2 separate regions of the Homo sapiens genome follow, and region 2 is linked to region 1. Evidence: read pairs that join two places in POLR2A ChIA-PET (ENCODE). Cell type or tissue: A673. All regions are shown on one strand. Each heading gives the region's core, and the rest is flanking DNA. Links, peaks and the distances in the headings are about the cores only. Region 1 overlaps SAMD4A (sterile alpha motif domain containing 4A). Region 2 overlaps CGRRF1 (cell growth regulator with ring finger domain 1).

The links. ChIA-PET counts read pairs that join two places held together with the same protein. Peaks named below come from ENCODE experiments on the same cell type or tissue, not always from the same donor. Only the 100,000 strongest peaks of a DNase experiment are listed, where the experiment ranks them.
Region 2: POLR2A ChIA-PET joins it to region 1 with 10 read pairs; 2 of 35 experiments call an interaction of 5 or more read pairs at or near these places.

What each region holds. Positions count from the first base shown.
Region 1 is chr14:54,668,830-54,671,640 of GRCh38, reverse strand. All of the region lies in intron 2 of SAMD4A (sterile alpha motif domain containing 4A), which reads right to left. Among named protein-coding and RNA genes, the nearest start is that of SAMD4A-AS1, 18 kb to the left of the region's middle. In A673, for the core only: no CTCF peak of the experiment used is centred there; a DNase peak (open chromatin) is centred at 1,720.
Region 2 is chr14:54,521,306-54,524,116 of GRCh38, reverse strand. It overlaps CGRRF1 (cell growth regulator with ring finger domain 1), which reads right to left. Exons shown (of 6, transcript NM_006568.3): 2 at 1,524-1,663. Among named protein-coding and RNA genes, the nearest start is that of CGRRF1, 13 kb to the right of the region's middle. In A673, for the core only: no CTCF peak of the experiment used is centred there; no DNase peak of the experiment used is centred there.

The DNA.
Region 1 (2,811 bases), core at 211-2,710:
AGTCCAAGATTCTAGGCCTGACACTTGTCCCAAGCTGCCCTCTGCACCTCTCACCTTCTCTAACCCTGTGCCTCACTCAGCCCAGCCTCTGCCTTGGCTGTGCTTCCTCCTGGACAAACACTGCCCACCTCTCCTTGAAGGCCAAATCTATACCTGTCCTTTGACAAACTCATTTAACAATCACTCCCATTGCACTCACTAGGTGCTGTTCTAAGCACTTTCCATATCTCACTTAATCCTTACAACACCCCTAGGTACTATTATTATCCAGATTTCAAAGATGAGGAAGCAGAAGCATGGAGATGGGACCTAGCTTGCACAAGAAGCCACAACAAATAAGTAGTAAAGCCAAGGTTCAAACCCCAGAATCTGTGTCCCTAACAGTGATGCTGCTGGGCTGGGCTGCCTCTTCCATAAAACTCCCATGTCCCAACTCCAGCTAAAATTACTTTTTCCTTCCAAGTTCCAGAGCCCTTCAGTGATCTTTCTCTTACGATCTAACCATTTTCTGCCTCACTTTCGCCACACTTATCTTTCATTTTTCATCTTTCCTGGCAGATGGTAAGCTTCTTGAAGACAGAATCCATGTCTGATTCAACTTGGGTCCCCTCAGCCACGCCTGAGCTCTGCACATCCTCGGTGGGTGCCTGTCAATATTTATCGGTGGAAGGAGGGGAAAAAGAATTCACTCAGCTAAGGGATCTCCTGCTGGAATGAGGAACACTTCCTTCTTTGTGTTCATCTCTATGTGGCTGCAATGTTTATATTTACTTTTGTTGTTTTAGGAGCAATTTTAGCTGCTATTGGTAAGGAATGCAGGTAGTCTTGAAGGTCAAAGCTATGTCTTATGAGCATGGGAGGCAACAGCAGTTAAGTTCTCCTCTGTTCCCTCCACATACAAGAGCTACTTGTAGAGGTGGTAACAATGATATGAAGACAACAATTGCAGCAATAACAACAGCTACCATCAATCACATACCACGTGCTAGGCACTTTATATCCTATATTTGTAATTCTTTCAATAAGCCTACAAGCCAGGCTTTATTATCCTTATTTTACAGATGGGAATTGTGATTCAGAAAAGTTAAGTCATTTGGCCGAGGTCAAAAGCTGGTAAAACATAATGCTGAGGCTTGAACCCAGTTCTGCCTCCCCCAGGCTTCGTCTGGCTCCGTCCTCTACACAGCAATGCCTTTCTTAGCCCTGAAGGAGCTTCGCTTTCTGTAAGAGTTAAGAAAGGCAAGTCACCTGGGCCCATTCATTCTTGGCTTCCTGGATTTCGTGGTTTTGGTCTTTTATGTGAAAAGCTACCCTTACACATGCACATTTCTTCCAAGAAACCAGATGAACGGTAACCTACTTTCACAAAGCTCAGAGAGTCCTTAATGCCTAGGAACAGACTGGACGGCGATCACAAAAATGTACTAAGAGATTTACAAGAGGGTGGTGCAGATGGGGGCGGGGAATGAGGGATGGGGCCAGACAGACTTGCTTGGGGTCAGACAGGCAGAGCGAGAACTAAATGTTCTGTTCGGAAGAAAGGATACATCACTCTTCATTAATCTATAAAGTTGTCTTAGTTGGGCCACAACAAACACTCAGTGCGTTCACAACGTGGCCACAAAAACATTTCACTGGTCTGGGTGTGAACGTTTTTTCTTTACACAGGAAAAGCAGTGCTTTTCACCCCAGGGGGCTGGGGGGGCAGAAGGGAATCCCTCAAAACGCAGCATACACTTAAACATGATTCAGCTCTGATTCATAGAATCTGGAATATTATTCGATTCACTCCGGGATTCTTGGTGCAAAGCGTTCCCTGCATGCTGGCAACGTCATCTTTCCATGCTACTAAGCGACAGACAACTTTCTTTAACATGCTCTGAAGCTCACAATATGTTTAAGACAGACTTTTCTGTGTGTGAGAGAAAAGAGGTGCTAATTATAGGCAGGAACAGCAATACCTAGTGGGGGCCTAGTTAAAAACCAACACCAACAGTGGACTAAAGAAAGGAGTGCTAGCCGGGCGTAGTGGTGCACGCCTGTGGTCCTAGCTACTTGGGAGGCTGAGGCAGGAGGACTGCTTGAGCCTAGGAGTTCAGGGCTGCAGTGAGCGATGATCGCACCACTGCACTCCAGCCAGCCTGGGCAACAGAGTGCGATCCTGTCTCTCTCTAAAAAAAAAAAAAAAAAAAAAAGAAAGAAGCGTTGCTTCTAAAAATAAAGCTCTCCTTAAATATTCTTTATCAGCTTGTTTCAGCCAAACTTGACACATTCGGTACACATTTCAACCCTGTGACTTTTTTCTTTCCTGAGCATTCCGTGGAAAGCAGGTGCTCAGGGAGAGCCTCCAAGGAGGACAGCAGCAGCTTCCCCTTCTCTAACGGGCTCCAGGCTGGGGCATGTGAACCACTGAACAGTACCTTAGCTGTGTCTCCTCTAATGAGTAGGATGTAAGGGAGAAAATGTGGGTCAAGGGTTCAGAGAGCTTCATGATGATCCAAGCTGTAGCTACTGACTCCACAGCCCTGTGGCTGCGCCTCCTTCTCCCACGAATGGCTTAATGGTGGTATTTCTCCTCAATTTAAATTAAAGGAAGATAAAGCATGGTAGCCTAACCTAAATGTCCTCTGCTCTATGGCCTCGGGCACTGATTGGAGGTTCAGCCTTCTTTGTGAACATTTCAGAGTTCCCTGTCTGTCATTCCTTCTTGACCCTGCAGAGTGATATGGTGGAGAGAGAAGAACATGGACTCAGGAGTCAGACTCCCTGGCTTCACACCCAACTGTGTCACTCACCAGCTTTGTGACTTTA
Region 2 (2,811 bases), core at 171-2,670, 150 kb after region 1:
TTAGTGACCTCAGAGAAAGCCATTTCAGTAAAGGGATACAGGGAAAAGTCAGACTGCACTGCACTGAGGAGTAAAAATGAAGCAGGCTAAGAGAAGGAAAATGCAAACAGCTTCTAAGAAGCTGGCTGTGAGGGGAAGAAGAGAAATACGGCAGTAGCTAGACTAGGATGAAAAGCAGAGAAAGATCTGGCTTATTTGTTTTCAAGAAACCAGAAATGTAAGCAAGTATAGAAGGGACAGGGTCTCGGCCCAGAAAAAAAGCTACAGAACTGTATCTAGGACTGCCTACTCTTTATTTCTATTGAACTGTCACGAAAGAATTTCAAAGTCCAAAAGTTCAAAATTGAATTCATTGCCTTTCTTTGGAAACTTGCTATTCTTTCTGTACTCCTCATTTTTCTAACAGGATCTGGCTATGGAGGACCCATAGGAAGAACCTGAGTCTTCTTAGACTCCTCTGTTACCTGTCCCATCCTATGCTTTAGCCATAACTACTGTTTCTTTAATGTATCACTCCATTTCTCATCCACGAAGTAAACACCTATCTTCCAAGATTCTACTCAAAAAAAAAAAAGGAGGAAGGAATAAAGAAAAAAAAAGTAAGAGAGACTCAGCATATTCTTTTTTATGAAGGCTTTCCTGAATATGCCTCTTCACCTTAACAAATTTAAGCATCTCTTTCTTTACAATTCTAATGGTTCCTATATGGTCCTGCAGACAACTTATTTTTCCAAGCAAGTACAAAAGCAAACAACTGCCATCTATTACCTACCATCTACAAAAGAACATGTTATATCAAAATAATTTATACCAAAATACCATAGTTTCAGATTAAATGACAATCATTCTGGCCGCGCGCAGTGGCTCACACCTGTAATCCCAGCACTTTGGGAGGCTGAGGTGGGTGGATCATCTGAGGTCAGGAGTTTGAGACCAGCCTGGTCAACATGGTGAAACACTGTCTCTACTAAAAAAACAAAAATTAGCCAGGTGTGGTGGTGCATGCCTGTAATCTCAGTGACTTGGGAGGCTGAGGCAGGAGAATCGCTTGAACCCGGGAGGTGGAGGCTGTAGTGAGCCGAGATTGTGCCATTGCACTCCAGCCTGGATGACAGAGTAAGAATCTGTCTCAAAAAAAATAAAAAGGCAATTGTTCCTCAAAAGGTTAGCAACCTTACGTTAACTGTATTTAGACATAACACATCATTTCTCACTTTACTACAGACCAATAAAAATGGCATAGTGTCCTAAGAGACTTCACTATTAACACCTGTAATACTTCATTCTACTCCTTTGTATACACATCTACCTCTGTTTACTAGGTGATAAATTCTTCAGGAGTAAAGTTTGTAACTTCTTAATCTTTGTATCTGTCATATACAGTACAGCACCTGGAACAACATAGTTGCCCAACAAATGTTTGTTAAAAGTCTAATGAAGGGAAAGAAATAGAGAAAGAAAATAAAAGGGCTAAAAAAAGAGGGCAAACAATGAGAGAAAATCTTTGGAAAACAGCCACCAACTTGTAATTGAAGCTGAAGATGGATTAGTGATCTCTAAGCCAAAAGGATTCTTGACTTGTCTCATTTGCTTTTTGAAAACTCTTGTGCTGAACTGGGTCTCTTCTGAATTTCTCAGAATTACTGGAACATCCCAACCAAACCTAAAAAAAGGTAAAAAATAAAATATTATTTTAACAAATGTTGAAACTTTATGTTATGTGTAAAATCTGTTGTGCTTCATTAGCGATTCCTTTTAGCATTAAGTGTCAGAAAGAGGTTAAATTTCTCAATTTACGTTATTTTAGAGATCCCACAGAACTGCAAAACAGTTGGCCCTCTGTATGAACCAAGTGCACATCAAAAATATTTGGGGACGAGGGGGAAGAATAAAAAATAACAATAAAAAATACTACAAATTCAAAACCAATACAGTATAACAACTGTTTACACAGCATTTACATTAGGTGTAAGTAATCTAGAGATAATTTGAAGTGTACAGAAGGACGTGTGTAGGTTATATGCAAATACTATGTAATGTTATATAAGGGACTTAAGCATCCTAGAATATGGGGGGTGGGTATCCTAGAATCAATCCCCCTCAGATATCAAGGAAGGACTAGGTATTGTTCAGCTGGCTGAATCAACACATTCTTGAAAACAAAGAGTTCTATTGTTAATACTGTTGATAACACCAAAGGAGTATGGAGATTATAGATAAATTATACTTAATTTAACAGCAAACACATGATGAACTTATTGAATTTTTTTAAATGTGAAAAAGAAATATATATTCAAGAGGCAGACTATTGGCCGGGTGTGGTGGCTCATGCCTGTAATCCCAGCACTTTGGGAGGCCAAGGTGGGAGGATCACTTGAGGTCAGGAGTTCGAGACCAGCCTGGCCAAAACATAGTGAAACCCTGTCATTAATAAAAATACAAAAATTAGCTGGGCATGGTGGCGTGGACCTGTAGACCCAGCTACTTGGGAAGCTGAGGCAGGAGACTGGCTTGAACCCGGAAGGCAGAGGTTGCAGTGAGCCGAGATCGTGCCACTGGACTCCAGCCTGGGCAACAGAGCAAGATTTCGTCTCTCAAAAGAAAAAAGAGGCAGACTAATATGATTTATGGGACAACGGAACTTTTTTTTTTTTTGAGATGGAGTTTCATTCTTGTTGCCCAGGCTGGAGTGCAATGGCGTGATCTTGGCTCACTATAACCTCTGCCTCCCGGGTTAAAGCAATTCTCCTGCCTCAGCCTCCCAAGTAGCTGAGATTACAGGCATGTGCCACCATGCCCAGGTAATTTTTG